Regions from separate parts of the Homo sapiens genome. Here region 1 is linked to region 2. Evidence: chromatin loops called from intact Hi-C (ENCODE). Cell type or tissue: mammary epithelial cell. All regions are shown on one strand. Links, peaks and the distances in the headings refer to the core of each region. The heading gives the core; the rest is flanking DNA.

Region 1 (16,220 bases), core at 9,622-14,621, 210 kb after region 2:
GGAATGATTCCTGGTGGTTCTTAAAGGCAGTCAAAAATTGGCAATCTTTCTGGCATTTCCATTTGCCGTATTAATTGATGAACTTTATGGTGGTCCATGGTCAAAGCACTTTGTATCAGTCATAAAAGTCCCAGGCCTATATGCTTGAACTCAAGAAACCACAAGTCCCCAGGTATAAGGATTTAGATCACAGCATTCAGTCCAATCTGGAAACATGTTCCAAGCAGCAAAGGCAATCCTGCAATACAAGCGAAGGGGCAGAGCTGGGAGTAGGGGGAAGAGTTACAAACACTTTTACAGGATACAAAATGCAAATGGAACCCATTTGGAGAAAAAGCTACTCCTAAGCTTAAAGCATGAACACTGGTCAGATGAGTACAAAGGATTTCCCCTAACCAAAGGCCTCATGGGAGGTCATACTAGTCATTTATCTCTCCAATATCCAAATGTGTTCAATTATCAATGTGCTCAGCTAAAAAACTACAATTGCTCAAAAACAACTAATGAACAAATGCCCTCATCCTTCCTTGCAGCTAGGTAGTCTTGTGACATATTTATAAGCAGATGTGAAGCTGAAGGTCAAAGAGTCATCTTCAACCATGGGGCAACCACAAGGATGAAAGCCACATATTAGGGATAATGGAGAAGAAAAAGATTAAGAGCACCTATTTCCACATGTTTTGTTATGTGAGAAAAATAAACTAGTACAGTTGCTATTCCATCAATGTGCAAACATCATAGAGTGTATCTATACAAACCCATATGGTACATAGCCTACTACATATCTAGGCTATAGAGTATGGCCTATTGCTTTTAGGCTACAAACCTGTACAACATGTTACTGTACTGAATGCTATAGGCAACTGTAACACAATGGAAAGTATTTATGTATCTGAATGGATTTAAACACGGAAAAAGTTGCACTACAATGTTAAGATGGCTACAATGTCACTAGGCAATAGGAATTTTTCAGCTCCATTATAATCTATGGGACCACTGTCATTCATGCAGTCTGTTGTTGATAGAAATGTTGCTATGCAACACATTAATTACAGTTGGTTAGGCCACACTGATAAAAGCCCCACCCAGTTCTTAAGTACTTCCTCAAAGACCCTGTTCCAACAATAAATGCATAGCTTTTCCTAATATAACTCAAAGTCATATCTACAATTGTGTAATGCCAATACTCACAGCAAGTAAAGAAGGGAGTTGCAAGGGTTTAAAAGGAATGTCTTAGGGGTATCTGCCCTCTTCTATTTAATTTGTATTGTCATTTGTTGATTGGCTAGCTGACTTGCTAGCTTTTCCTCTGAAAAACAAGTTCAGCCTGTTGTGATTTCCATGGAGGCTCCACACTCATGCCTCTGCATCTTCTTCCAGAGCGCCTCATGGAGAGGTGGCATTGTATCGTGAGGTGGAGTAGAAGGGGCGTGGAGTCCGATGAATCAGGGTGCCCTTCCCCACTCTGCCTCTTCCTAGCTGCATCAGTTTCTACATCTTTAAAATGACAGTAAACTAGTTGGGAGGCCAAGGCGGGTGGATCACCTGAGGTCAGGTATTGGAGACCAGCCTGGCCTACGTGGTAAAACCCCCGTCTGTACTAAAAATACAAAAATTAGCCGGGCATGGTGGCAGGTGCCTGTAATCCTAGCAACTCGGGAGGCTGAGGCAGGACAATCGCTTGAACCCCGGAGGCAGAGGTTGCAGTGAGCCAAGATTGCGCCATTGCACTCCAGCCTGGGCGACAAAAGCAAAACTATGTCTAAAAAAAAAAAAAAGTAAACTACTAACTTCATACAATCATTTTTAGAATTAAATAAGAAAAGGCACATAAACAGATTAACCCAGTGTCTGGCCGATGGTACATATTCAGAAAGAGTAACCTAGTATTAATTACTATTAATATACTTGAGGCTTTTCCACTTCCTCCCTGAGATAGGATATATGCTGTGCCCATATATGCTTGGCAGTCTAGTTTCATGTTATTTTTTGGATTTCAGTTGATTAAATATATCACAAAATGCAATTTAATAATTTCATCCATCAGAAGAAAAAATATTTTGTTGAGCCATGTGTTTTTACTTGGAGTTTAGAAAATATGGTTATCATATGGGGTCTACTCACCAGTGCTAAAATTTGTCCCATAACAATGGCTTTTGCTCAGAACATTCATATTGAAATACCTACCCATTCTTCATCTTATATTCACTACAGGAAAAGAGTCCACATGTCAAATCAGCAAATAAAGCAATGAGAAAATGGCCATCTGAACATGTCACCTGCTATATGAGCAGACTTCACGGAAAATAGCAATGAAGGTCAGGAGAAACACAAGAGTCTGTGAGTGTTCATTATTCCGCTACTACTAAAGCAATGACCAACGAAAAGGGCATGGGCTCATCTCATGCCCATAGGGTCCAGTAGTGGGCACCTACTGGATTGCTTATCTTTCTTCTCTTTCTGAGACATGCCCCTCCTCCCTTCCCTCCTCTCCCCATCCACAGACTGCAGTGGGGATTGCCATATCCCTGCAACATGACTCTACTTCTGGCCATAATTCCAGAGTGAACAGCTGACCCTAGCCAGACCACTAGGTTCCTTCCCAAGGAATTCCGCAATTCTGGGAGTCTGAGATCAATCTCTCCCTGCTTATCTAGACTGTAATGTAAAATTCAGGAGCAGCCGGCAGCCATGTTATGCCATGTGGACTAAGAAAGAAACAGAGGAAGCCAGTGTGAGCAAGAAAGAATGAGGCAGATACACAGAAACCGATGAGCAGTAGGGAGAAGAGACTTCCTGGTTGTCCATGTGCTCCAGTCTTCAGTTCTATTCCCAAGACCCAAATGCATCCCTTGGATTCTGCAAGATACTTGAGTCTCCTACCAGGAAATGCCAGAGCTGGTTTCTGTATCAAAGAAACCTAAGGGACTCCATCATTATATATCATTAGGACACAACTGATTTTCAAAGTAACTCTCTCCCTCAGTGTGACCTAATACACAACACAAACCTATATTGTTTCAATTTTACTTACTGTGTTCTCAGCCCTGATCTAGAGGTCTTGAGAGATACAATGATAAGGACCACAGGGCAGAAGAGAAATAATTTCAATGTGAGGCAGTGCTTTAATAAATACATGAAGAGTGTGCTAAGGGAATGCAGCTATCTGGAGATGAGGGAGGGAGAAGTAGGGGAGAAGGAGGAAGGAAGAAGGTTTTTGTGTCACAGTGGCCACATGCAAGCACTGCAAGCCCCAGAGCAGTTTTGGTTTTTTGGTTTTTTTGTTTTGTTTTTTTTTTTGTTTGTTTGTTTGTTTTGTAGTTCAATGGCATCTTTAACTTTCACCCACATGACAAAAGTTGAATAGTACTTCATAAAATTATGCAACTTGGAAAACCTTGTTTCAATTGTCACTTTATTGCAAGATGGCAGAATTAATTACAAATTTAAACTATAACTTATAATCTTTAGTAAGGCAGCAAGTTTTAACAAAAGTAAGCTCCTTATTCAAAAGTGATCCTGGAACAACTCAAAGTCCAGAGTAAGAAGGGTGAGAAACATCTGACTGGCCAATGGACTTAGTTCTCTCACTACATGAAACTCAAACTTTTCATTTTTAGGAAACATATACAGTAACTTCAGCAGACAGCAATACAAAAACATGTTGTTACATAGATTAGTTTCCATTTAGTCAGTCAACTGTTTCCAGCTGTCTCAACTGGGATAGATACATTAATAGAGCTGGCTGTGCTTGAGCCTTCTTTGTGAGCAGCTTTACTGTGCCATGCGCTTCACAAATGTCTCCTTTTCTTGCTGTGCAGAGATTCTCTGCACCTTGTGCTTCTCCCATAATAGTCTGCACAGAGATATGATAGTCCAGGCAATTCTTTATAGCCTTCTATACTTTATGCAGCTATTCTCAGTAAGTAGCCTCCAAGGCCAAAGCAATGTTATCCCTCTGGGTGTCAAAAAAGTAAATGGCACTTCTAAGGCCGGGAGCAGTGGCTCATGCCTATAATCCCAGCATTTTGGGAGGCAGAGGTGGGCAGATCATGAGGTCAAGAGATCAAGACCATCCTGGCCAACGTGGTGAAACCCCACCTCTACTAAAAATACAAAAATTAGCTGGGCATGGTAGCGCATGCCTGCAGTGCTAGCTACTCAGGAGGCTGAGGCAGGAGAATCGCTTGAACCTGGAAGGCGGAGGTTGCAGTGAGACGAGATTATACCACTGTACTCTAGCCTGGTGACAGAGCGAGACTCTGTCTCAAAAAAAAAAAAAAAAAAAAAAGTAAATGGCACTTGTGGACCAGTGCCTGCTGTGACTTCTCCAAATCAATCTCGTGCTGAATTTGTCTGGGGAAAGCCTGCTTCACCTCTTCTAATTGGACAATTTTTTGTTCATTGAGTTCATCAGCAAATTCTCCAATAGAGGAGAATATTTTTATTTACATAGACAAGTAACCCTACCATTGATATAGTAGCAAAATTCTCCGGCATAACCATATATATTTCTTTGGATAGAGAATACAAGATAAACCCATTTCCGAGTACACATAGTCCTATTACAGTGATTTTAGGATAAAGAAATGAGGAATTCCTTAGGGATCAGGCCAAGAACTTTTCTCCATATTCAGGAAGAGAAGGTAGAGGGGTAAGACTTGGCTGCCCTGTGTGAAAGATCCTTGTTGCATGCCCCCTGCACCTAGGAGGGCTGTGTTTTTCAGAGAGGGGTCCACTGTGGCGTAAGCAGAAAAGTAACAAGGCAGCAATCTTAGCATCCCTGTGACCCTGACCTCCCAAAGCAGTTTTATTTATTTGTATTTTTATCTTTTTTTGAGACAGAGTCTCGCTCTGTTGTCCAGGCTTGAGTGCAGTGGCGCAATCTCGGCTCACTGCAACCTCCACCTCCTGGGTTCAAGCAACTCTCCTGCCCCAGCCCCCGAGTAGCTGGGATTACAGGTGCCCGCCACTACACCCAGCTAATTTTTGTATTTTTAGTAGAGACAGGGTTTCACCATGTTGGCCGGGCTGGTCTCGAACTCCTGAACTCAGGTGATCTGCCCACCTCAGCCTCCCAAAGTGCTGGGATTACAGGCGTGAGCCACCACACCTGCCCCTGCCAAAGCAGTTTTATAAGGGAAAAGTTTAACACAGCTGAAGCAGAAATGCCCACTGAGATCCATATCAGGGCATATATATTAGACCTTGTGGAAATCCTATCAGTTTTCCTTTCACAAAATCTTAAAACCCATGAGTGGGAGGGAGACTTCACTCATCATAGCCTTCTGAATTTTGCATATACATGTACCATCAACTAAAAACCACCAAGGTTGATTATTTTGTAAATGTAAATGCTAGTATCTATTTCTACCTGCTGTTTTTCATTCAAATATTCAGAATTTCTTCAAGGGAAACAAACTACCAAATAAGTAACATTTTTAAAACCTTACTTCTTTTGTACTATGATTATTTTATTTCAAATTGTTGCAATCTCCTAGCTAAACTCCATTTCAAGTAACTAAATGTTTCTGCCATTTTGATCCCATTCTCTCTGCAAATCCATCCAGGATTTTTTGCCATCATTAACCTCACTTTTCCACATACATAAGCATGAACTACTAGGCAACAAAAGCAACAGACAGATAAACTTTTTAAGCAAAAGTTTTGAAAAAGCAGAAATAAGCAATGTCGGGTCCTGAAAATAGTGACTATAGCAGCATCCCTCAAAGGACAAACTTACTTGTGCAATGTGAAAACAGTTCATTGCTTCAAAAGTTTTCAAGTTCAAGTTCAGTCCTTCAGGCTTAAGAATGTAGTTTCCCAGTAATTATATAATGGTAAGGACATCAATGAAGTTCTTATGACCAAAATATAAGAACTTCAATTATAGCCAAAGACCCTTAGAAAAGTGCCTATGAGCACTGGAAATCTCAACACAGTAATCTCAAGAACTCAACCGTTTGTTCACTTATCAATAAAGCAACAACTTGGTATATAGTATACAGTTCTTCTGGGTTCAATTCTGACAATGATCTATACTTCCACTAATTCAATAATGAGAAATTATTAAAGAGTAAAGTAGAACATTTTTAAAAAGAAAACAAAAAATTAAAGTGAGGTGGGAGGAGGACCACACACTGGAGAAATATAATCTACCTGTAGACAAGCCCACACATGCCCCCAGAGCCTCAAGAGAACTTTTCTGGACCGCTTCTTCTCCGTATACTACACTGAACTGTGAAATTAAATTGTTCAAACTTAAAATAATTCCAACTTAAAGCTATTGGAATTTTAACTTATTCTGAGCCTTGAGAGGAATATGGCTACACAGCCCAAGTCACGTGGTGTACAGCTGCAACTTCTGCCTTTTTTCCTGTAAATAATTAAAAGGCCAAGCAGCACCAGAGATAAGACCCCCTCAGATCCTTGTCCCTTCTCATGGAGTAAGGAATCTTCCCTGGAATGTAGCAATCTGTAACCAATCAAATCGTTGTGGTGTATGTTCTGGTCTTATATGAACAATGCAATCTTGCTGGAACTTCTCTGTCTCTACCCATGTAAGTGAAACCTTAACTTCACTTTGGAACACTGAGCCCATTCACTTGGAGTCAGTGTTTCCAGGTGATCATCCTCAAGCTTTGCACTCAAACTGTATTTAAATCATATTTTCTGAATCTCATTATTTAAGGTTGACAGAACCTTTTAGGATTCGGTGAACTTTACTTTCTCAAACTTTGCCCTATCCTATCCACATCGAACTCAAAGATTTATATTTTGCATATCTGATGTGACAGAAATTTCCCAAATGGAAGCTCAATAAGAAAAATAAGTCAGAAAAGTCACACTGCAACCAAACTCCAAACCAATTTAATCCATTCAAACAGCATGCCAATTCAGCTAACTATGCATGCAGATTAACCTCCTTAATTTAATTTTATTTTCTAGATAAAAATTACTCATCTTTCAAAACTGTTTAACAATCTAAGCTCTGACATGTAAAGAGAATTAATTATTCAAATATAAATTCAAAAATATCCCCCAAATCGAAATATAATGAAATGAATTAGCCATTCCAACACTCCTTCTCCCCCAACGAACACTAAAACAGGTTACTGAGATTCTAACAGCAAGGCATGTAAACTGACTCCAGGAATATTAATCCAGATGCACAAAATAAAAAGCAACAATGTAATCTAAGCTTTTCTAAAACTAGAATTTAAATGTATTTAAATATGAAGTGGCAGAGCAAAGAGTCAAATCCAGGCTTCTCTGACTCCAGTCCCTGGCCCCCAAAAAAATGCCTCCAGAGAGGGAATCAGGAAGGGTAAATGCCGTCCTTAATTTACCAATACCCACCTTTATTTATATATTTACTGGGTACATCAGCATCTGTTATAAAAGGTGTCTTGATTTTTTACCTATATGCTTCCTCCCTTGGCCCACATCTAAGTTTTTAGAAACATGAGCTTTCTGGCTATCTTTTGATTTCTTTTTTCTTTTTCTTCTTCTAAATATCAAAGCTCTAACTACTTAGTCCAAAAAAGGGGAAGCATTTCAGATTTTAGAGGAAGGCTTTCTGGGTCTCGTGTGCTGCTTTCCCACCAGCAGGCAGCCATGGCAGCATATCTTCACCTCTCATGGCCAGCTCAGAGGACCTTAGCCCCAACAGGCAGAGCAGGAGCAAGGGGTCTGCAGGCGATAATTTCATGGCTTGGCACAGCTCCGTCTTCCCATGTGTCAAGAGAAGCTGGCAATCTGGGTGTTTATGTGAAGTCCATATGTTTAAACCTTGCCGACAAATTCAAAACTTCTAAAAACACTGTGTGTGGACCACTCAAAATCTGTCCAACGGTGGACTTCAGTCTGCTAGTTGCCAGTTTATAATGCCTAAGCTTCCGGTTAAGAACAATTTAGTTAAACTTTTATCCTTCCCTAAGTGTATTCCTTATGGAAGCCATGGAAGACACAGCCCCTGCTGTCCAGGAGACCAGTGGGGACAAGGGACATACCATTTCAGGGCAAGATAGCAAATGAAGAGAGAGATAGAAGCCTGCAAAGGAGAACACAGCACCCACCCACTACACACCTCTCCTTACCACTGGCTGTCACAGGGCAAATTTGGAAAGTGGTGGTATAAAGATGACAGAGTTAACCTCGCCCTTCTATAATAGAGAAGAAAAAAGGGGCTCAGAACTCTACAAAAACAAAAAAAAGTTCAACAGACCAAACTCTGTACATCCAAAGTGAGTCTTAAAATAGTCTTAATGGAACCATGGCAACAGAAAAAGCTTACCTGCTTAGAGGTGTGCTGGTGTTATAAACAAAAAATAAAACAAACTTTCACTGAGCACCAACTATGCTCCAAGTGCTGCAGGTGCTGCAGGTGCTGCAGGAAGATCATCTCATGTAAACCTCCCAACAACACTAGGACGAGTCATTACTCCCAATTTGCAGACACGGAAACTGAGACTGTAAAATCCTAAGGCTTTGGAAAGAGCCAATATCTGATTCCTTTCCCATTAGCCAGATGACCTGGACAGAGAGATTAGGGCTATCATTGCAGACACATAGTGGCAAGCAATCAAGAAAAACTCATTAGCTACAATAATTAAAAGTGTAGAACTGGTGCTAAAAGAGGCAAAGAGATTCCCTAAGACACAACAGAGGCCACAGCAGGCCCTGCTGATTATGAGAACTGAAATTTGTGATAAAAGTCGTTTCACAAATAAATACAAAAGAAAATATAAGGACCACTCAATAAGTAATGTAGAAATAATTAACAGCAAGTTTTAGGAAAATCCATTTATACTTCCCAAATTATGCCACCTAATGAAATACACTTCAAACCAATCAAAAAGTTATTTTTTCATCAAATTATATAACTAAGATGAAAGAAAAATGAGTATCAGTGGCTCCCTAGGAAAAGCGTTACTTTCAAAAATTAGGAGTGATGGAAGAAATTTCAATTATTAAAAAAAGGTGTGTGGTGGCACACACCTGTAGTCCCAGTTATTCAGTAACCTGAGGCAGGAGGTTCACTTGAGCCCAGAAGTTCTGGGCTATAGTGTGCTATGCTAATTAGGTGTCCACACTAAGTTAGACACCAATATAGTGACCTCATGTGAGCTGGGGACCACCAGGTTGCCTAAGAAGGGGTAAACTGGCCCAAGTCGGAAACAGAGCATGTCAAAACTCCCTTGCTGATCAGTAGTGGGAATGTGCCTCTGAATGGCCACTGCACTGCAGCCAGAACAACGTGGTGAGACCCTGTCTCTCATTTTAAAATTTTTAAAATAAATTTTGACAGCTAAACTTAAAAGTAAATGTTTTCTATACAAAAAATGAAAAGGCAAACAACAAAATGTAAGATATATCTGGATATATAACAGGCCTGGGGTTAATATTCTTAATATATCTATAGAATATATGTAAAAGAAATTGTTAAGAAGAACCAAGAGACTTCAATGGAGAAATGGACAAAGGACAGAAACAGACAATTCACAAAAGGAAAAATAACTAGAAATAAACGAACAGAAAAATATTCACCAGTCAGCCAAAAACATACAAATTAAACATCAATAAAGTACCACCATTTATCAAGCAAATTATGAAAAAGAATTTTAAAATAATAATATCCATGGCTGGTCAGGTATGGCAAAACTAACATTCTCATATGCATACATAACTATAAGCATTTTAAAGTGGCATAAACCTTTTGGAAAATAATATGGCAATCTTCTTACAATCTTTCCTAAAGAAATAATCAAAAAACTCAGGGTGGGGGATAGAAGGGGACACCTATATGTATAACAATTTATAAATGTTCATCATAACATTTATAAAACTGAAAATAATGTAAATAAACAATAGGGAGAAGATAAATTATGATGTACTGACTAGATCACCAGTACCCTGAGAGTAGGATATGCCTTGTTCATGATGGGAGATCAGAGGCCAAGTATATACAGTATAATCATTAAATAAATATGAGTGAATACAGAAGGAAAGCAAAAATATAAGGCCACTTAAAATGATGGTTAAAATCTAGGTAGGTGCTGGCAAAAGTTTAAGTGAGGGCAAGAACATAAAAGTGTATGATTACAATCATATTTTTGAAAACTGCATTAGAGAAACTACTAGAAGGAAATATATGAAATACTAACAGTCACTGTGCTAAGGGATCTATGAGCAGTAATTCTTTATTGTGGTTATTATCTTTTATTTATTTATTCGCTGTAGAGACAGGATCTTGCTATCTTGCTCAGCTGGTCTTGAACTCCTGGCCTCAAGCTAGTCCTCCCACCTCAGCCTCCCAAAGTGCTGAGATTATAGGTGTGAATCACCACGCCTGGCCTATATTATCTTTATTTAAAATGTAAACATACTCCAGAGCGATTATTATGATGATTATTTAAAATTTAAGTTGATCCTTAGAAATCGGAAAAGAGATAATAATTTAATAACCAATGGAAAATACATAAAATCTCTAAATAGCTCTGTGTTATAAGTAAATCTGCCCAGCTAAAAGAAAAGCATAGTCACACAGAGAGGTCAACAACTGACATTCATTACTTATTTATTTTAATTTTATTTTATTTATTTTTGTCTTTTTTTTTTTTGAGATGGAGTCTCGCTCTGTTGCCCAGGCTGGAGTGCAGTGGTACAATCTCGGCTCACTGCAACTTCCGCCTCCTGGGTTCAAGCGATTCTCCTGCCTTAGTCTCCCGGGTAGCTGGGATTACAGGTGCCCACCAACACACCCAGCTAATTTTTGTATTTTTAGTAGAGACAGGGTTTCAACATGTTGGCCAGGCTGGTCTCAAACTCCTGACCTCAGGTGATCCACCCGCCTCAACCCCCCAAAGTGCTGGGATTACAGGCGTGAGCCACCCCACCTGGCAACATTCATAATTTAGATGTGATGCATCATTTCTGAGTCCTAACTCAGTAATAAATTAACATAGGACAGGAAGTTAAAATGCAGCCACTCAAACAATAGCAAATGCTCAATTTGGTACATTCCTAATTTTTTTCTTTTTTTTTTTCTTTTTATTACACTTTAAGTTTTAGGGTACATGTGCCCAACATGCAGGTTTGTTACATATGTATACATGTGCCATGTTGGTGTGCTACACCCATTAACTCTTCATTTAACATTAGGTATATCTCCTAATGCTATCCCTCCCCCCTCCCCCCAACATTCCTACTTTTTTTCTGAACCCTCTCTGGCTCTGGGCTGAAAGGCTTTAGAACAGTTATCTCCTAACTTGAAGGCTTCCAGTCAGACTGGGTCAATTCTATAATGTCAATGGGAATTTCAGAAAAGCAGGCCAGGCCAGGGGTGGGGTAGGCTGGCAGGGTTTAGGTCCCCAAGTTGAATTACATTTCCATCTTCTAGAAAACTGAAACTACATAACGGGAGAAAAAGAAGGTACAAAACATTACCAGTTCTTCTAAAGCTCTGTAATATTTCAAACTCTTGTTCACAATCCTTTAGTGGGTCATGAAATTAATTGAAACGGTCACAACTAGGATCTTATAAGGGCTGCAACAGAACAGAAAATAGTGTGCATGTCACATTAAGAGGATACCATTTCATAAAACCTTTGTTTCTGTCATATGTGTGTCTATGTGTGAGAGAGTATGTCAGTCTTGCGTAGCAATGCTAACTATATTTTTTACTATGATTTATGGTCTAAAAAGTTTCCAAAGCATTAATCTAGATAACCCAGGCCCTGACTTGGTTGCTGGCAAACCACCCAGAGTTTGAAAGTAAAGGACTCATCTAGAAGTAGGAATGTAGTGAATCTAGTTCAACTGGGTGTTAGGCACTAACACAAAACAAATACTTCTTAATATTTCATCCAGGAATAAATAACCGCTGCCATCCAAAGGCTCTAGAAAGCATCGTTTTACAGTTGCAACATGAGGTGCTGACAGTTTCACACAAGCATGCTGCTTTTTCCCTAATGCGTGCTTTCCTCCACTTGAGATTTTAGGATGATATGGTTGCAGAGACTACTTATCTAGTCACTACAGAAGCACATCACAGTACAAGAGTCATAGCTAGGAAATCTAACCCCCTCCTTTGCCAGATGGACAAACTGAAGCTTAGAGTGATGAAATGCCCCAGGAAATGCCAAGGTCAATGCAGAGTAGAGCTGAGATCAGACTCCCAGTTCTTTTCCAAGAATCCTTAAATTAAAGGCACAGGAGACCATAAAGTAGCACTCCCTGCCAAGAGACAAGGAGATGACCTTTTCTTTTTTGGTCTTACTGGTTAGTTTCTCATACTTCTGAATTAATTTTTACTAAGGACTAAATAAAATATTTGGATGAAGAGGCTCCCTGCCCCGAAATACAAAAAATTTTTTTAAAGAGAAGACTGCTTGCTGAAGTTGCACAAGGGGAGTTTTTTTTGTTTTTTTTTTCTCTGTTAGGGAATTTCTAGGTTAATTGTAACACTCTCCTTGGGAGACCTACTCATATAAAAATAAAGGAGTGTGATCTCTTTTTAAATTCTTTCTATTCTGCCAATAGTTGAGAAGAAAAGCTTGGTATGGTGGTCAGTCTCTTCTAAGTATATACTGTACACAATTTAGTTTAGTGTTACAGATATCAACAAATCACCACCTGCAGTAGTCTTAAATCACAATCTACTTATTGATTTCTAAATGCCACAAAGTGTTTTAATTTTCCCCACACTGTTATTTCTAATGACATCAAGATGATTCTCCATGCTTTCTCAAAGCCAAATGCAAAGTGAAAACAGACAGCCAGAGAAAGATGCTGTGCAAGTAAAAACTCACATTTCCTTTTCTAAAGTTTTGGTTTTGTTTGTTTGGAAAAGGCCATCTCTCTAAAGTTTATTCTAGCTACTTAAATCCTATGATTTTTACCTATATTCCTTTTTCAAAGTAAGTTTAGCAGCACTTGAGGTGTAAGACAGCTGGTCAGGATTTCAAGATTTAAAAATTACTCATTTTAAGAGTGTCAGAATTGCCATCCTAACTTTCCCATAGCATTGCAATATGTGGATGAATATATACTGATTAAGATCTGTGAGGTCCTGGACAGACTCTGGTTTAATAATATAAAAACAGGAAATTCAGAACTGTCAGGAGCTCTGGGATCACTTGAAGCTAATCCTCCTCTAGTAAGCCTCCTCAAATAAGCTTTCCCATAGTGATCTTTCCTTAAAAAGTCAGTCTATTTCTGACCTTTGGAAACACAGAGGCAGCCTGTTCCCAGAAAGATTTGCTAGCATGAAGAGTGCTTCATGTTTTGAATTCGGAGTAAAGGTCTAATTTTCCACAATCATACAGGACAAGTTCCCTCTTTGGGACCTTGAAATCCACAATTATTACCACCAAGTGATGAGTCTCAAGTGCGCAGTGGAAAGTGTATTAATTTTATGCTATTAGAGACTTCACACACTGAAAAATTAGTTTAGATGGGTTCTAATTTTGCTGACTTCAGAGCGCTCACTCCCTCACTCTGAAAAGTCCTCAACTTTCAGAACTGTGCTTGGCACTATAAAACTTTGATTTGCATTTCTTAAGAAAATTGTGCAAATGTTATAAAATACATGGTACATAAAACTCTATCAGGAGCTCAACTGAACTGCACCAAGGTCTAATTATCAAACTAATGGTTGAAGCAGAGAACTGGGATAGTGTAATTTCATAATAAAAAGAATTAATGGTAAATGAACCAATACTATGAGGATTCATAAGATGAAATAAAATTTTAACATATTTTTTTCAGGAAACAGTCAAGTAGTCATGGCCACTTCGAATCATAGTAATTTAGAGTCAGGAAAAAAAGGCCCTCGAAGCAGAAAAAAAATCCAACCCCCTCATCCCAGCCCCTTCCCACTCCCATCCCATATTGTATTGTTGATTACCCTGGCCTAAAGCAAGCTGCTAAACTTCTCTCAGGCTCAACTTAAATACCTTTGCTGACAGAAACTCACAAAATCCTCAGGTCCATTTCAATTCAAAAAGGTGATCACCAGTCATTGCTTAATTCATTCAAGGAACATATAATGCATATCTCCTTTGTGCTAGGCATTGGGGATCAGATCTCCTTATTTTGGGATTAAAAATCTCACCCCTCTCTTAACAATTGCTTGTGCTCTGCCCTCAGGACTTAGAGAGAACACAGCAGGGCCTATGTTGTATAAATTGGTCCTGAATAAAGTCAGAATATAGAAAGGCAGTTCCCCATATCGCCCTCCCCAGTAACTTTCTTCTCTATAGTTATCTCTCCTACAGCCTCCTTCTCTACACCTTACCACCAACACAGGCCTTTTTATCCAGAAAAAGAACCCTGAAATCTTTCAACCAAAGGGTTCAGTAATTTTTGCTATCAGAGTCACTCCTCCTGCAGACACTAATTTCCAGATTCCTCAAAATGTGAGGACACTGAGTGCTGAGTTCTGAACTCAAGCCAATTGGCTCCGTTGTCCACCCTTAATCAGGACATTCTAGTGCTTCTTAATGAATGGGAGTTTTCTTGCCTCCTCTATCTAAAATGCCCTTTCCTCTACAGGAAAGGCTTTTTCACAAGAACTCCTACTCACCCTGCAAGACCCATCTGTAGAAGAGATTGTTGGTCTTCTCTAACCACCACAAGCAGGAGGTTCATTGGCAACCCCAGAGGACAATGTTTGTACCTGTTGTTAACTCCTAGGAAGGGAATGATTTCCTATAATTGCCTAAACGAAACTATCAAGTTACTGAAAGTCTCTGTATGAATGCTAAGATTACTGACTTGTGTTGATATGCTTATAAAGAACTTATGAAGATACAAAGGTCTGCATGGGACTGGTCCCACCTGGAGAGAGGTCCCTCCTGGCTTTCATCACTTGAAGAGGCTGCCACTAAACAAAGGAGCCCCTGCTAAGCTGCTGACTAAACATAAGTCTTGACCAAAACAGAGCAGAGATGTCTGAAAGGAAGCTCCTAGGCAGGGAATGCTAAAATGGCATTCACTCAGAAAAGACAGTCCAAAAAGAAGCTGGGAAATGAGGTATCCAAAATATCAAAGTTTGGTATGCCCTTTGGGTATATAATCTAACTACAACTAAAGCAAAGACAGAATCAGACAAGGGTGGGGAGTTCCTGAAACAGGCTCTGTATTATGGTAGCACCAGAAATCTTTATTTGTAAATCAGATTGTTTTTACATTTCTTCTATTCCTTTATATTTCCTCCATTAATACTGAGTAAAGTTCAAGGCTGTTTGAACTCTGCTAAAAGGAACCTGAAGGCAAGAATTTTTATCCACTCTTGGGCTTGAAGATTTGAGTATTATCAGGCCATTATTGAGGGCAGTTTGAGTCAAAGAATCCTCCAACGGGAGGTAAAATTTAGGGGATAATACAGATTGTGGAATCCTGCCATTCTTCATCTGAAATTCTCTTTCCAATACTAAATCTTGGAAGTAGTAGTTTTGTTTTTATTAAGCAATATTCTTCTAAAATTCCTGCACTAAATTGTGAGCATCTTGAAAGGACCTTATCATTTTCATCATTACCATGTATGCATGTGACTGGAACACAGTAAGTACTCAAATGTTTGTTGACGGAATAAATGAAGCAATTCATGGACTTTCAGAGTTTTGAAGTACTTTAAAGTCCACCTAGTCCAGTACTTTTCCTACAAGTGTATACTTGTCCACATAAGCCTTTCATAGGTCATCATATAATTCACTCAACAAATATCAACTAAAAGTCTACAGTAGTTAAGATGCTGTGCTTTCAGGAACAGCAAAAAAACAGATCAGTCACTGATACAACAAACGTGTATTGAGGACGTATTGCATGCCAGGTACCATGTTAGGCCCTAATGATGATACAATGAATAAGACACACAAAGCTCCATAGGGAACTCACAGAAGAGAAAATAAAATGGACATGAAGTATATACTGTATAACACCGTTTAAAATGGAAAATGTTAAGTGTTTTCAAAGGCACACATAAAGGCAATGAAGAAGTCAAAGGTCAAAAAGATAAACCAGGGTTTCATTAAGAATTTATGGAACACTGCCATTCAGGTATGGAACATTACTTGCGGCTTTAACCTCAGAGTTCAGGAATGAAGATTACTAGTTTCTAGCTAAAGCAGTGAATGGTAATGGCTTTGTAGGTTGTGATGAAAATCAATATTACATTTTCATATATTTAGCATTGTACCAAGTGACATTAACATTGA
Region 2 (16,220 bases), core at 2,562-7,561:
TTTCATCCAAATGCCCCAGGTGATTCTCACCTCTGAGAGGCTTCTCCCTGCACTGGGGCTTTATCAGTTCCCACGGCAACCTGGCCAGCACTCCTAGGGGAGGTAGGAGTTGCAACTCCCTGCTCTTCACCCCACATCGTTTTGGAGAAGGTTCAGCTCTGTCTCAGGAGCCCCTGCTGCAGAGAATGGTGGGGAGTGTAGTCGTGAGCCCTGTCCCACAGTTTTTAGGGGAATACAGTGGCAGCCTCTTTCTTTCAAAGGGGTGTCCTCTGGCAATGACCATTAATTGCTGGATCTTTCCACATTACACAGCATGAAAGCTTAAGTCAGTTTCCAACCAGGGGTGGGCCCCAAGGAAAGCAGACTGTAAAAATTTCTCCCAGGACTCTTTCGCTCTGATTTCCCCACCTTGAGGGAAGGTAGAAGTGAGGCCAAGGGGCCCAATCCACCACAGATTGGTGGGGGAAGGGAGGGGAGGGGAAGGCAGTTGGCAAAGTTAGATGGGTTTTCCTGCTGTTGTGGATTTAGTGAATAGGAGAGAAAAACAACAACCTTGTTTTGACTTCAGTGTGAGAGCGCGGAGTTAGAGTTTACAACGTTTCTCTTGGCACAAGGATTTTTATAAAGCCTCCCTATATTGGGCTCCTAAGGCAGGAGGATCTAATCACTGTTTCCTAAACTTTGCTGAACCTAATAATTCCCTGGGGCAGTTTTAAACAGACTCCTAAACCCTGGGCAAGTGTGGATGGGTCCTAAGCAAATTTCATATTTGGGTAAATTGAGGGTGTGGGGAGACACAGATACCTGCCAGCTTCCTCCTCCCCATCCCTGTCACCTCAGCTTCAGGAAACAGTAAGTACAAATGTCCTCTCAGCTTGAGTCAAAATCACTGGCAAGGCACATGAAACCACAGGTTGCCAAGCAATCACTTCTGAGTCAGTAGGCAGGGCATTTCCAACAGGTTTCCAGATGATGCTGATGCAGCTTGTCTGGGGACTGCCCTTTGGCACCGAGGCTGGGTGTTGAAGAAGATCACCTACCTTCTGGTGACCTTGGGAAAGTCGTGTGTGTGTGTGTGTGTGTGTGTGTGTGTGTGTGTGTGTGTGTGTGTGAAAAATAGAGACTGATATCTAGAGACTGATTTCTAGAGTGAAAATAAAATGCTTCCCCAATAAGGGGCAGAGTACATAAAAGACAAGTCTTATTAACAACAGATCGGACCAGGATGGAATTCTTGTATGGAAGGCAAGATCCAAGGCAGAGGACAGAGGGCGGGGACATGTCCTGCAGGCCAGGCTGGTACTGCCCGCTTGGCAGCACTCCCAGTCTGGAGTTTGAGGAAGAGGTTCAACCCAGAGGAGCCAGCCTCAGCAAACATTCGTCTCTAATACGGATCAGTGTGGAGCCCAGAGGCTAATGTCCCCTCTGACTGGGTATCACAGAGAAAAGCCTGTCAGCTTCCTGCCCCTGGAGAAGGGCTCTTCAGGCCTGTTCCCTGTGGACTGCTTTTTTTCTGGCTCTATTGTATTTGGGAAGTTCTCACTCATTCCCCACAATGCCTCCTCCTAGCTAAGCCCCTATTCATTGACTCAGGCCCTTGCCTCTACCGGAAAAGCCTTTCACAGAGATTCCAGGGCTCACGTCTGTGTTTAGGGGGAAAAAAATCTTCCAGTTTCCTCTTTGTAGTTTAAAATGCTCTCAAAGTCCCTACTGATTTGAAGGCTTGGGGGCCAAATGAGCTCAAGTGTGAACATGGACGGTACTGTCATTATTAATAGTGATAATAATAATGTCACCTGGGTGCGGTGGCTTATGCCTGTAATCCCAGCATTTTGGGAAGCCAAGGTGGGTGGATCACCTGAGGTCAGGTGTTCGAGACCAGCATGGCCAACATGGTGAAAACCCATCTCTACTAAAAAATACAAAAATTAGCCGGGTGTGGTGACGGGCGCTTATAACCCCAGCTACTCAGGAGGCTGAGACAGGAGAATCACTTGAACCCGGGAGGCGGAGGTTGCAGTGAGCCGAGATCGCGCCACTGCACTCCATCCTGGGCGACAGGGTGGGACTCTGTCTCAAAAAATAATAATGTCAGCTGCTAATTATTGAGCTCCTAATATGTTCCAAGTGCTGTCATAAGTGCCTTAGATGCGGCATCTCATTTAGGCTGCCCAAGAGGTATCTCTTATTATTCCCTTTCTGCAGATGAGGAGATAAGAGCTCAGAAAGGTTAAATCAACACACAAGATGGCACAGCTAGTAAGAGGCTGAGCTGTGACTTAAACCCAGGTTGTTCAAGCCCTTGTTACTGATATTTTTAAGTTTCAAGTCAACCTTTTTGGGAAGGCTTTGGAATAAGAAGTCTTGCTTGCCACTCACAGCAGAAGCAATGGGTAGGGTGTTCTCTAAGCTGCCCTGCATGTTCTGGTGAGTTACAGATGGTGAAAACAGGAACATTTTTCTTGTTCTCTTAAGAACATCTGGCTTGACTGAAACAAGTGGCAATGCCTGCCCCGTGGCAATGACTTTCAAACCAAACCCAAGCTCATAAACATCCTTTGGCCACTTCCCCGAGTTCCAGAGCATGTAACTGGCAGTTGTGCTGTACCAGGGCATGGGGCAGGAGGCCAGCTGTTGGCTACCCTTTTGTAAACAGGTCCTGTGGGAGGGCTCTCAGCATCTGTGGAGCCTTGAGATCAGAGTCCCATCCTGCATTGCCCAGGAGAAATCTCTCGGCTCCGTAGGTGAGAGATGTAAGCTCTGAGACCCCAGCCTGCCTGTGCGTGGGCAGAGTCTGCCCTCTGGGCCTCCACCTGCCAACCCCACCATTCTGCCACCACTGCCCTTAGCCAATTTCATAGCCAGGAAATACTAGAAGAGTAAAGGTAGAGAGGTATCGCAAAAGGAATGGGAAAAAGAAACAGTTAAAGAACTCACAATTGCATCTATCCAATATGATGCCTTTGTGCAAATCAGAAAAAATACCTCTTCTGCAATATGCTTTTCTGCCACCTGCCAGAACATTATCATAATGCAGATACAAATATCCCATCATTCTGATCCGAATGGCACTCCCTAGAGCTGTGCAGTGCACACCTTGTGTCCCTGAAGGAGCCTTGGCTTCCTCTGATGGGTGCAGAGCTTAAATAACTCTACCATCCTCCTCCTTTATTCCCTACTTGCAAATCTCCCCCGTTTCTCCAAGTAGGCAAGGATATCTGTCCTGCAATGCAATAAGCACAATGCAAATGGTCTCCTAAGCTTCCTGAAACCTGCCCCCCACAAAAGGGAAAAGAGCAATTCATCTGTCAAGGGATTTTTTTTCTTTTTGCCACTCCCCAGGATCGGGGCAGTCAGAGGAAGACAATTTGGATGCCAAAATGTTGGAATCTCCAATATTTTCAAAAGTTTGGAAAGATCATGGTCCAGGAAATGCAGGCCCCGAGATAGTGGTGTTTGTGAGAGCAGGGAGGGCAAGGGAGAAAGGAGTTTCGTGATGTGTTGGGAGAGGCGGAGACAGCAATAATGCCCATCCTAGAATTAGGCTTTCTCCTGCAGGGGTTTGTGTTCCCCACTCCTTACAGCTGGTCTTCCTGTGGGTCTCCTCTTTCTAGGAGTGGCTATGAATCTGCATGTAAAGACTTTGTCCCTCATGACTTGGAGGTCCAGATTCCTGGAAGAGTCTTTTTGGTCACTGGAGGAAACAGCGGCATTGGCAAAGCAACTGCCCTTGAAATCGCCAAGCGAGGTAAGCAGCTGCTAACACGTGTGTCCACTGAGCCCCACGGCCAGACTGCGGCCGGTCCACACTGAGGAGGGCACCCTGTGTCACAGGCAGGCCAGGAAGTCCTGGACGGCGATCCCATGGTTCTGGGCACAGCTGCCAGCTTTCTGAGTTTTGAGCTCCAGGTGGCTAGAGCAACAGGAGCCCTTTCCTCAACACTTAATTAATTCTCAGGCGAGCTTGGGGTCCTGCCCACGTGTCCCAGTGTTTTCTGATTAAGAACAGCGAGGGGCTCAAGCAAACCCTGGACATCAGAATCCCCAGTGGAATTTAATTAAAAAAACAAAAACAAAAACATGAACACCTGGTCTCTAACTCATGTCTTCTCAATGAGACTCTCCTGGGGTGAGAGACAAGGGGAGGGGGAGCCTCAAAGTCCACTGCAATTTGGATGTGGATGGTAGTTATGAACCAAGGCCCCCAAAATACCTGGAGAGAGGAGTGCATTGAACTAAACTTCCTCCTTGCTGGGGTCCAGCCTCCAGGGCTAGAGCAGCCTCCCGCTTCCCTCCCCTAAGCTTGACTATAAAGAGGTGCTTCAGGTGCACTGTAAAGTCTTCAGTCAGCAGAAGTCTTCCTCATGGTAAATGCCAGAATTTCCTGCATGAGCTCAACGATCCTGGGTCACCAAATGGCTCTGCAGTGGCTAGAAAAGTTTGCTGCATCTCTCCAGAGCCTCTTCAGGAAAAATGGATGTTCCAGCAGAAGGTGGGGAACTAGGTTGTGAATTTATCACTTTTTAAGATGCTGAAGATGTTTTCTTTTTTCCTCTCTCTAAATCCAAGTTAGGCATTTTTCAGGGGACTATTATATCATTTGAAGCTTTATTTAATTATCTGCCAAGTCAGGGAGAGGATTAATTGCATCTTAGCAGCTGGGAAGCACTCTGAAGTGCGGAGAGGAGGAGAGAAGAGGGGCTAGTGTTGTGGTTAGCCTGTAGCCTCCCATGAAACACCCCATTTAATCAAGTGGGTGATTTTTAGTAAAGAAAGCAGACTCCATAACGATTCGTTCTTAGCTGCCACGGCGAAGGCATTCTGCTTTAAATTGACCTTGATTGATGATGGTGTGGCATTTGCTGGGATAATATGAGGGCTGCTGATGGACTCAACATTCAGTCAATACTTGAGTCTCTACTACATGCTAGGCAAGTGGCTGTCTACTTTGGCTGAACATTACATCACCAGGGGAGCTTGTAAAACATACCCAGTCCTGGGCCTATCGCCTAGATCTTTAAAAGCTCCCTACATGAGTCTAAAGTGCAGCCAGGTTTAACACATCTGGGTCAGCTACTATGCTAGATGCTAGGGAGGCATATGTGACCCAGATCAATGTTTCTTATCCTTGATGTGTTCAGGCCCTCAAAAAATCAGGATGTTATTCCAGACGCACTGTCAGCACAGGTAGGCAATAAGGTTCCAGCACCTCCCTCACCATCGCCCTTGCTGCTCTTAACTCTGGGAACCACCCATCTAGGCTTAACAGAAGAGTGTCAACTGTGAGCCCATATGTCTTCATTTTTCATTAGGAAGAGCTGGTTTCTGTAGCTCTCGCTGTAACTCACAGATGGTTTCATTGAATTCCACCAGGTGGCACAGTTCACCTGGTTTGTCGAGATCAAGCCCCAGCAGAAGATGCCAGGGGTGAGATCATCCGGGAGAGCGGTAACCAGGTGAGCAGCTCCTCACCCCTCCTGCTGGGTTTCCTTGCCTCCATGGTCAGCTGTGAGGAGGCTGGACTCCTACCCGCTTTCCCTGGGTTGAAGAGGGCCTGTGTTTGTGCTTCTGCTTTGGAAGCAGCCTCGGCCAGCAGGGAGCTGGGCCCTGCTTTTGAATGGCTAGGTTTGACAAGGGGATAAGTGGGGGCACTGAGGCTTGACCGCATGGTCCTGAGCTGCCTGTGAAACCAGCAGAGGCCAGCAGGCAGAGGCCCATTACACTGGACAGTGATACTTCCAGTCTCCTCACCTCAGAGGGAGCCCACATCAGCAACACACAGCAAGGGTCACCCGGGTGCCACGGAGCCATGCATTGACCCGATGTGCTCTAATAAAGAGAAACACCGGCAGCATTTGGGTCTTGATGAGAGCTACTTTCTGACACGAGCCTTCAGAGCTGCCTCACATTTTGTGGTCTTTCTGTTCTGAAAGAGCTGGAACCAGGATTGGCTACATAATTAGTGGGGCTCGGTGCAAAATGAAAATGCAAGACCCTTGTGTAAAAGTTATTTAGAATTTCTACACAACAAAGGCAGGACATTAAACCAAGCTTGAGGCCTTTCCAGTCGCAGGGCGTGTGCAGCTGTATAGATCATATTCCCATGATCCATCGTGTAGCCATAAGGCTGCCCTGAATGGAAAACCCTGACCCCCAAAAGGACCCTCAGTCATGGCTGCTCGCTCACTGTCACTAAAGAACATCCTCATTCCATTCCTACCTCTTCTCTAGGAGACCCCACAATTGGAGGGCCTGTAGGAGGGAAGCTGGGGAGGGACAGACAGTACCCACCCTCAGGCATGGACCCTGGTCAAAGAGAAGAATGCCCCTCTCTAGGATGGAATATTTTGCATCAACTTTGAAATAACATTTTCACACCAAGTGTCTGTTCCTTTCCCTTTCTCATGGAAATCCCCAGTCTCATGCCATCAGGTGCCTTACAGAGGCTTAGTGCTGGCGGCAAGTGTGAGGGTCTCTAAATCTTCCTCTAATGTCTGCAAGTGCCGCTGCGATCTGCGGGCTGCAGTTCTCGAGATTGAAAGCTGGCTGTCTGCCTGCTGATAACTTTCGGTGGTGCTGCTGCAGGATGCAACAAGAATACTAATCTCAGGCCACGGACAGGAGGAGGTTTGCCTGGATTCCAGCCTGCTGTGGTGTGGGCCACAGGCTTTAAAAAGTATATTTAAATGAAAAATGATGATAATATGGATCTGTTTGGCTTATATCTAATTCCACCATGTTTAGGAGGGGTAGAGAGCTGAAAAGGGGAGCAAGCATGTTCCTGCACTGGGGAGAAAGCAAGCCCTTGCCTACTGCCCCCCTCACCTCCATACAGATACACTTGACGGGATTTGAATGCACACACAGGACATTCACTGCTCTCTCGGGTTTATAAGTGGCCTCCAGCACTCAGAGGTGGAGCGTCCAGGATGAGGGTACCTGTCTGCTTATGCCAGTGTCTGTGGTTTCCCTGACTCAGTGTCTCCTCCAGGCTCTGCCAGGGATCAGCTGTCCCTCCCTGCTTATGAAGAGGCCCCACTCCACAGCTTCATCTGGTCTACCTTTGGTAGGCAGCCCACACACAAAAGCGTGGTATGAAGGAGGGAGTTGGGCTCTGATACGAGTCCTGGTTTTGCACTTTCTGGCCTGTGAGCTTGGGCAAAGTTCTTAGCTTCCCTGAACATTCATTTCCTCATTAAAAAATAGGGGTAACTTGACTTTATTAGTTTTTTAACATGTATTTAAGGGTGAACCGTATGCCAAACAGCTGGAGACACAGTGATTGGGACAGACACAGCCCCAGACAGTCTTGTGCAGGATACAAGTGATTAACAGTTTCCTTGAAGTGTGTGTGCCTGCCCTGGGCCTGGCCGCCATGCTCTGTATCATAGTGGGGGTGGGTTGGGGGACAAATAGTATGAACCCCAAGGTATGTGTTTCTTCAGCTCCTACAACCAGACAGCTTTTGGCTGGGTTTGGCCAATGGCAGTTACTAGAGGAAGATTGCTAGGTGAAAGGAAGGGGGGAATTGAGATATTGGCTTCCCTGGTGATGGCGAATCTCCTCTCTGGTTCTTCCTTCTGGTTCCTGGGCTCAGGCCACACTGCATTCTCCCTTTGTTCCTTGAGCCTAGGGCTGGTGGTAGTTTCCTGTTGTTACTAATCTCTGGGTTACTTCACCAATCCTGGTTGAGTTCTCACCTTCCTTAATCACCTGGGAAATCAATCCCTGCGTTCAGTTCCCTCTGTTGAAAGAGGTGTCTGTTAGATGTTACTGAAATAACATGATAAGGGCTACAAGATGGGAAGCTCAGGGTATCCTAAGAACAAACAGCTCTCAATCAATAGAAGTAGCTACTATTATTATTGTTGGTATTATCATTATTGTTTATACTAATATTATTACCACTCCCAACCTTACATTCTCTGCTTCAAGTGTGTTCTGTTTAATCAGTGCTTAGGCCCTGCTCAGTGGGAGGTGGAAGCCTGCAAGCCCCCAGTAGCAGAAAAGATGTGTGGTAGAGCTGTGAGGGCAGTGGAGCAGCTGGTCCTGCGTGCATGGTTGGGTGAACATCAAAGAAAGAAGGTCCCTTGGGCAGGAGGGTCTGGGTGAGGTGTGCGGCAGGCCAGCTGAGCCAGGGAGCACAGGCACCAGGTAAGGCTCAAGGTCACGTGGGGATCTCAGCTGCTTGTACACGCTGGCTTGGTAAGATCAGGTGTTTGGCCATATAGAGAGGTGAATATCATGCTGAGGTGATCTTTCAGAGAGGTTATGTGTGGCTTAAGCTTGGGGAAAGGAGTACTGGTTACTGTAGAGCAGACTGCTGGCTCACCAGTCCACTGGACACGATGCTCCCAAAGGGCCTAGGGGAGAAACAGGGTGTACCTTTTTCCCCAGGCTTCTGGTTGCAGTTCAGCCCCACCTTAGTACCTGGCTCCAGACTTTCGTCTAGCAGTTATCTCCATGGGTAACATTAAAAAAAAAAAAAACTTCTATTTTATGTATTATTTTTTGAGATAGGCTCTCGGGATTTTTGAGATAGGCTATTTTTGAGATAGGCTTTCACAGTTGGGATTTGTCTGATGTCTTTCTGATGATTACACTGGAGTTATGGGTTTTAGAGGGAAAGATCACAGAGGGACAGGTGCCTGGGCAACATTTTTCAGTCCTGCAGGCCTCCTGATGTGGCTGGAAGGTTCTGTGAAAGCACTTATGTCTTATGGGTGATTGACTCCACCAACATCACACACCATGATAAAAAACGGGTTTCGACTCTCCAGCTCTTCCAGGCCAATGTGGATTTCTAGCTTCTTGAGAATGGTTGATTTAGCTTCCCAAGACCTCAGTGGTTTTATGAAATACCGCCTCATTTCTCCAGAATGATTTCTACTTAACAAAACACCTCCATGCACTGTTTACCGTGCTCATTGTGGGAACTGCTCTGATGGGGGGATCAGTCCCCATGATGTCACCTCATGACTCCTGGGTCACACAGCCGCTATAGATGGTGGCTTGTCTGCAGAAAGGGTCCCAGTTGAGTTTTGTTTTGTTCAATTTCAGTAACCATGCTTGTATCACAGTGGGGCCCAGTGGCTCCTAAGGTGAGCCTTCTCATTGTGTGGCTCCGCAGATTGGGACTTTTACACACATGCACCTGTTTCCAGTTCCTTCTCCTGGCCACAGCAGACTGCCAGCCTCTCCTTCTGGGTGCTTTGTGGCCTCCTGTTTTGCCTCAGAGGGACACAGATGATTTCCTTCCTCTTTTCTTGGTGCTTCATGTCACCAGCTCCGTGGCTGATTTGTCTAGGACAGTGATTCTCTCTTCCCTGCTATTGCCTCCTTTTCACTCTGAGACATCTCAGGCGCTTCCAGGAAGCTCAGATAACTTGTGGAACGTTTAAAGCAGAATTGCTTTTAGTTCACTTGAGTTTTGTTGCTGTTTTAACCTGGATTTTGTATACATGTTACACAGCGCTTTCTGGTAGGAGGGAGTTTTAGGGTGGTGGCAGACAAGGCCTCAAAATGGAAGGATTAGGTGTCTAGACTCAGTTTGCAGTCATTGGTACAGGCTCCTGGCTGACTCAGATATGACTCAGCAGCCTTGTTCGCTCTGGCTGGGTGAGGGCCTTCACAGACATTTTAAAAGAGAATAGCTCTGTACAGACAACATTTTTCCTATCCTTTGAAGGCAGAGGAATATTCAGTTGGGCCAGGCTTAAGCTGAATATGGTGTTCAACCTGACTAGACTTTCTGAGTCATGAAAATGTGGAGTTGCTTTGTCTCATTTGTCTCAGGTGAGAAAACAATATGTTTTAAGATGAGTAGAAATAAATTCGACTACAGCTTTGAGTTTTATAGCTTGATTAATGGGGAAACTCAGGCAGGGCACGGAACTTCTCTGCTTTGTCAAAGGAGTTGTGGCTCTTGCTCAGATCCTCGTCTGTAGGTTCAATACTTAGGTGCCCTCTGCCTTGGGTTAGTGATAAGTCACGTATGTCCACTGATGCTCAGAGAGGATGCCGTTGCATTCATTGGATGCTAAGAATGCAAGTTTGGACTTAGGTACTGGGTACAGAGAAAAAGGTTTAAACAGCCAAGATCCATTAGTCGACTACCATGCCTATGACTGTGTGTAATACCATAAGGAGAAACGGCACATTAGACAGGGTCCCTTACTCATGGAGTTCTAAGCCTGCTGGGGAGGTGGCTGTGTCCAGTGATAACCATGATACAAGGCAGAGATTGAAAAGTGTCATGAGCAAGGACTAAGGGTCACAGCAGAAGTTGTCATCTTATTTATGATGTGCCTGAGATACTGTCTGAAGAGCAAACTTTTGACCAAAAAAAAAAAAAGATCAGCAGCAGGAAACCCTGACATATCCATGCAAAGGTAAATTATGTAGTCATTAAAACGAATAGGGTGGATTCATATGTAACAAAATCATCTCCAAGACCTCTTGTAAGTCCTACAACTCAATAGCAAAACAAACAAACAACGACGTAACTTATAACCGGATTTGAAAATGGTCTAAAGACTTGAATAGACATTTCTCCAAAGAAGATACACAAATGGCCAACACAAGCTGGGCACGGTGGCTCATGCCCGTAATCCCAGAACTTTGGGAGGCCAAGGCAGACAGATCACTTGAGGTCAGGAGTTCAAGACCAGCCTGGCCAACATGATGAAACACCGTCTCTCCTAAAAATATAAAAATTAGCTGAGCATGGTGGCATGCACCTCTAGTCCCAGCTACTTGGGAGGCTGAGGCAGGAGAATCACTTGAACCTGGGAGGCGGAGGTTGCAGTGAGCCAAAATCATGCCACTGCACTCTAGCCTGGGCGACAGAGTGCAGTGGCACTCTTTTTCTCAAGAAAAAACAAACAAAAAACAAATGGCCAACACATATATGAAAAAATACTTTCAATGTCAGTAGTCGTCAGGGAAATGCAAATCAAAACTAGAGTGAAATATCACCTCACACCTCTCAGGATGCTATTGCTAAAAAAACAAAAAACAAAAAATGTTTGTTAGGTTATGGAGAAATTGGAACCCTTGCACACCATTTGTGGAAATGCAAAATGGTGCAGCCTCTATGGAAAACAGTATGGAGGTTCCTCAAAAAATTCAAAATAGAGCTACCATCTGACCCAGCAATTGCACTTCTGGGTACTTATCCAAGGGAATTGAAATCAGGATCCTGAAGAGCCATTAGCACCTTCACGTCCATTGCAGCATTATTCACAATAGCCAAGATGTGGAAACAACTTAAATGTCCATCGACAGAAGAATGGACAAAGAAAATGTGGTACATACCTACACACATTGGAATATCATTCAGCCTTAAAAGGAAAGAAATCCTGCAACGACATGGATGAACCTGGAGGAGCTAACCCAAGTTCAATAAGCCAGGCACAGAAAGACAAAGACTATTCGATTTCACTTATGTGAGGTAGCCATAGTACTCAGAATTCATAGAACCAAAGAGTGGAATGGTGGTTGTCAGGGGCTGGGGGAAAGGAGAAATGTGGAGTTACTATCAAAGGGCACAAAGTTTCAGTTAGGCAAGGTGAATAAACTCTAGAGGTGCACTGTACAACATTGTACCTAGTCAGCATGCTGGAAATTTTGTTAAGAGGGTAGATCTCATATTAAGTATCCTTATCACAATAAAATAAAAAAGTAAAAACTGTTTTTACCACCAAAAACTAAAAGACATATTGTTAAGTGAAAAACACGGATGTAGAACAATGCATAGTCTGATCCTATTTGTGTGGTGTATGTATATATAAAATATATATCTTAAAATATATGTATTGTATATATAGTATATGCTTAAAATATTTCTGGATGATTCACAAAAAACTGAACAATGGTTTATTTTTGAGGAGTGGGACTGGTATTTTCCGTTTTATATCATTTCAAAGTATTTGCTTTTTAAAAACCGTATACTTTTTTAAAATTAAAAGTGCTAGTTTATATCTTTTTAAAAAGGGTTTTTTTTTTTTTTGCTTTCTAATTTAGAACATTTTTCTGCACATTGTGGACTTGTCTGATCCCAAGCAAATCTGGAAATTTGTTGAAAATTTCAAGCAGGAACATAAACTCCATGTTCTGGTGAGCTTTGTAAACATAAGTGGAGAATAAATTCATGTTGGCCCATTGTTTCCGTCTGTGGATGTGGACGGATATGTATGTTTGCCTGTCTTTATGGAAGAATCTTAGTAAGACTCTCTTATGCTTGGGCCTGTTCATGGAATCAAGTTTACTCATTGGATTTAAGAGGAGACGCATGTGGTTAGATTAGTGGGGAAAGGAAGGGGCCATCCACTGGGTAGGTGTTGTGGGAGGATAGATATGTTCCATGTTTTATAAAATGATGATTTGTATATAAATTTTTCTCAATTCTGTAGATTTGGGGATTGGTGTGTTGAAATTAGAAGCTCTTTTTGTCCAAAAGAATACCTCCTGCAGACAGGCAAATCTTTTAGTAACATAATTAGCACAAAACTCCATGGAGAGCCTGGGTAGACTCAGATAGAAAGAGTCCCAGTGTGCTCTTCCCAGATACTCTACTTGGAGCTAAGTTGCTTTTCTATCCGAAGAGTTTCTGATGTGCTCTGAAACGTTGTTCCAGAGTCTGGAATTGTGCTGTCCAGTGTGGCTGTGAAGCATTTGAAATGTAGCTAGTCCAAACTGAGATGTGGTGTAAGTGTATAAATTAGCAGGTTTCAAGGCCTGAAAAAAATTATCTATGCCATCTCATTAATATTCTATATTGATTACATGTTAAAATGATGCTATTTTGGATATATTTGGTTAAATATATTATTAAATTAATTTTACCAGTTTCTTACTACCTTTTTAATGTGGCTACTAGAAATCTTAAGATTAGATATTTCTATTGGACCGTTCTGGACTAGATGAATTTCCAGAGCACTCTCTCATGAATTAGGTTGCCTGGCCAAGCTGTCTCACTTGGCGATCTTTGCACAGTTCTGTGGCTGAATCCTCTGCACAAGTGGTATTTTCCTGCAAAGGGTTTGGAGTAAAGAATCAGTTGAGCAAATTGTCATTGTCACTTGAAAGTTGAAAAAGAGCTGGGGGTGGGGTAGTGGAGGTGTGGGGATGGAAATAGGTCTTTTGGCCCTATTTTTCTTTATTTTGAAATGAGAACTATAAATTTTAGATCAATAATGCAGGTTGCATGGTCAATAAAAGAGAGCTCACAGAAGATGGACTTGAAAAAAACTTTGCTGCCAATACTCTGGGTAAGTACAAGAAGTTTTCTTATTTGTTTTTAGCAAAATAAACATAGAATGTACCATAGAAGGGTAAAAAAAAATTGACCAACTTTTTTGGTTCTTGGTCCTGGGCCTGATGACGTTTGCTTTAAGTTTATTCTGAATTGTACTTATTTTTCTTCATAAAACACTTTCTCTTTTCATGTTTCTTATAATAGGTGTTGGTGCCAGAAATACTTAGTATTGAAGTGTTTTTTTTCCTAGGAAGCGCTAGGCTGTTTATAGACATTGTTTTGAAGAGGAGAGCAAGTTCAGCTTAAGTGTTGAGTGCAAGTCTAAAAACTGCAACCAAAGGAACTTCCAGCCAGGGCTGAGGAAGGTGCAACCAGTGGGCAAGAAGATGGACCAAGAAGCGCATTGGCTAGAGCACAGATACCTGGGCTCTGGTTGCTACTCTGTAATAGCAGAGTGAAGTCATTTTATATCAGGCCAGTGGCTCTCCAAGTGGGGTTCCCAGACCAGCAGCCTCAGCATCACCTGGGAACTTGATAGACATGCACATTCTTAGATTCCCCACCCAGATCTACAGAATCTGAAACTCTGGAATGAGGCCAAGAGTTAAATCCAGTTTGACAGGCCTTCTGGATGATTCTGGTGCACACTAAAGATTGAGAGCTAATGTACTATGCTTTTAGTCTCCTTGGAGTTTCTCCTTCTCAATCCAAGGGGCCTTTCAACTTTGAGATGCAGTGAATCCAACACTCTTCCCAGGACCTATCCTACTTCCTTGTAGTGAGGGGGGTGTTTTAATTAAGTATTGTTCTAGGTCACAAGATGGATGGCAGGGGTTTTGGTGGTTGTTGGAGTCATTGAGGGTGTCCAATATATAGCAACCCTATTCCCAACCAAGAACTGAACAAATTGAGTAAGCCGATGGAATAACAGTTGGAAGCCAACATATCACTGTTGTTACTGATAAGGCTGGTTGAAGGGCATGGCTCAGTGCAAGAGCCAAATGGGTTTCCTCATATGGAACCCAAGAATTAGAAGCATTCACCTACCTGGTCACCGGGGACTCCCCTTCTCTTCTTCCCCAGAAAGAGGAGAAGGGGAGGAGCAGAACTGAGCAAGCCCCGCTGATTGTCCCCAAATTTACTAAATTTACTATTTTTTTTTTTGAGACAGGATCTTGTTCTGTTGCCCTGGCTAGAGTGCAGTGACGTGATCATGGCTCACTGCAGCCTCAAACTCCTGGGCTCAAGCAATCCTTTCACCTCACGCTCCCAAGTAGCTAGGACTACGGCATGTACCACCATGCCTGACTAATTTTTTTTAATTAAAAATTTTTTGTTGTTGTTGAGGTGGGGGTCTCACTATGTTGCCCAGGCTAGTCTCAAACTCTTGGCCTCTAGCAATCCTCCTGCCTCAGCCTCCCAAAGTATTGGGATTACAGGTGTGAGTCACTGCGCCCAGGCTAAATTTACTGTGGAAACGTGCTCCATCTCCCTGGCAGATGGAAGAAGGTCCAAGGGAGAAAGAACTCACCCTAATTGCACTCTCTTCTCAAGGAAAGAAAGGCTAGGAGTGGGAAGATGCCTTCTCCCCAGTGATGAGGTTGCATTTTTCAAAACAAATATACCTGGAAGCTTGTATGAAATGGCACAGGTTTAGTACAAAATATTTTCATCACTGACTTTGTTCCAAATATGTTATCTTTGCTGAAATGACCAAAAGTACCAAAATGTGGGGTCATGCTAGAGTTTGGCTCATAACTCGATGGGACAGCTGAGACTCCCAGAGTGCCGCAGCTGGCCCCGAGGCACTGTTCCGCAGGACTGGTTACATAATTTGCAGAGTCCAGCACCAAATGGAAATGCGAGGCTCCATGTTAAAAAATTATTAAGGATTTCAATGCAGCGACCACAGAGCATTAAACCAGGTGCAGGGTCCTTCCAAGTACTGGGCTTTGTGTGACCTCACAGGATGAAGCCAGCTCTTGCTCACCCATCCACCCACCATCTGACAAAATTCTGCTAAGTGTTCGCTGCGGCCGGGCCACGAGTGAGAGTTGCATATATATGTATATTATATATAATTATATATATAAGTATATATTATATATAATTATATATTTTTATATATATTTATATATTATATATAATTATATATTTATATATTATATATAATTATATATTATATGTTTATATAATTTATAATATATAAATTATATATAAATATATATTAATATATTATAAATTATATATAATTTATATAATTATATATAAAAATATATAATATAATTATATGTATATATGTTTTATATAAATTATATATTTATATATATTTATACTTTTTAATATAATATATATACTTATATTTAATTTAGTGCTATAATGGAGGTAGTCCTACATCACAGATGAGGAAACTGAGGTTGAGAGAGATTGTTTCACTTGCCCAAGGTCAAGTGAAGGAGCCAGAATGTGAACCTCGGTCTGACTTCCTCCACGACCCACGCTCATTACCAGTGCACAGTTCCACCCATCCCAGCATGTCCTCCCTCACCCCATCACCGTGTTATCCTAAATAAGTGCTAAGAAGTACTGGGAGGGGGTGACCAGCTATGCCAGGGAAGGCTGGGCTGGGGTTTGGGGGCACCTCTCAGAGAAGCTTAAAGGTTTTGGAAGATGAAAAGGAGGGTAATCTGGGGACCTTGGCCTTGCTTGGGAATGTGGACAGGCTTGATAGACTCTAAAGGGGCTGTCTATTTGATTATTTAGCTGGTTAAGTTGCACCTTTGTAAGGATCCAGCCTGCTTCTAAAGACCTTGCTATCTCTTCCTTTTCATTTCCTGTTTGTGTTAGAAACATCTTACTGATTATTCCAACCTCTCTGAGAAGCGTAATAATTCTCGGGCTTTGATATTTATTCATCCTCTCTCAAGTGAAGGAAGTAGTACAATACACAAAGAGGCATGCC

The links. Peaks named below come from ENCODE experiments on the same cell type or tissue, not always from the same donor. Only the 100,000 strongest peaks of a DNase experiment are listed, where the experiment ranks them.
Region 1: a loop joins it to region 2, with 7 times the contacts of the local background. A loop is called at or near these places in 73 of 110 quality-filtered maps.

Annotation. Positions count from the first base shown.
Region 1 is chr13:51,586,977-51,603,196 of GRCh38, reverse strand. All of the region lies in intron 1 of WDFY2 (WD repeat and FYVE domain containing 2), which reads right to left. It also overlaps the pseudogene RN7SL413P and the pseudogene ATP5PBP1. Among named protein-coding and RNA genes, the nearest start is that of WDFY2, 11 kb to the right of the region's middle. In mammary epithelial cell, for the core only: a CTCF peak has its summit at 11,906; a DNase peak (open chromatin) is centred at 12,046; H3K4me3 peaks cover 130 bases; H3K27ac peaks cover 2,333 bases.
Region 2 is chr13:51,787,062-51,803,281 of GRCh38, reverse strand. DHRS12 (dehydrogenase/reductase 12) reads left to right here. Exons shown (of 9, transcript NM_001377533.1): 2 at 3,615-3,748; 3 at 12,025-12,117; 4 at 13,190-13,271. The coding sequence starts at 3,623. Among named protein-coding and RNA genes, the nearest start is that of DHRS12, 9.0 kb to the left of the region's middle. RefSeq lists enhancers at 754-803, 5,551-5,630, 5,701-6,229, 9,135-9,494. In mammary epithelial cell, for the core only: a CTCF peak has its summit at 5,373 (motif pointing right); a DNase peak (open chromatin) is centred at 5,401.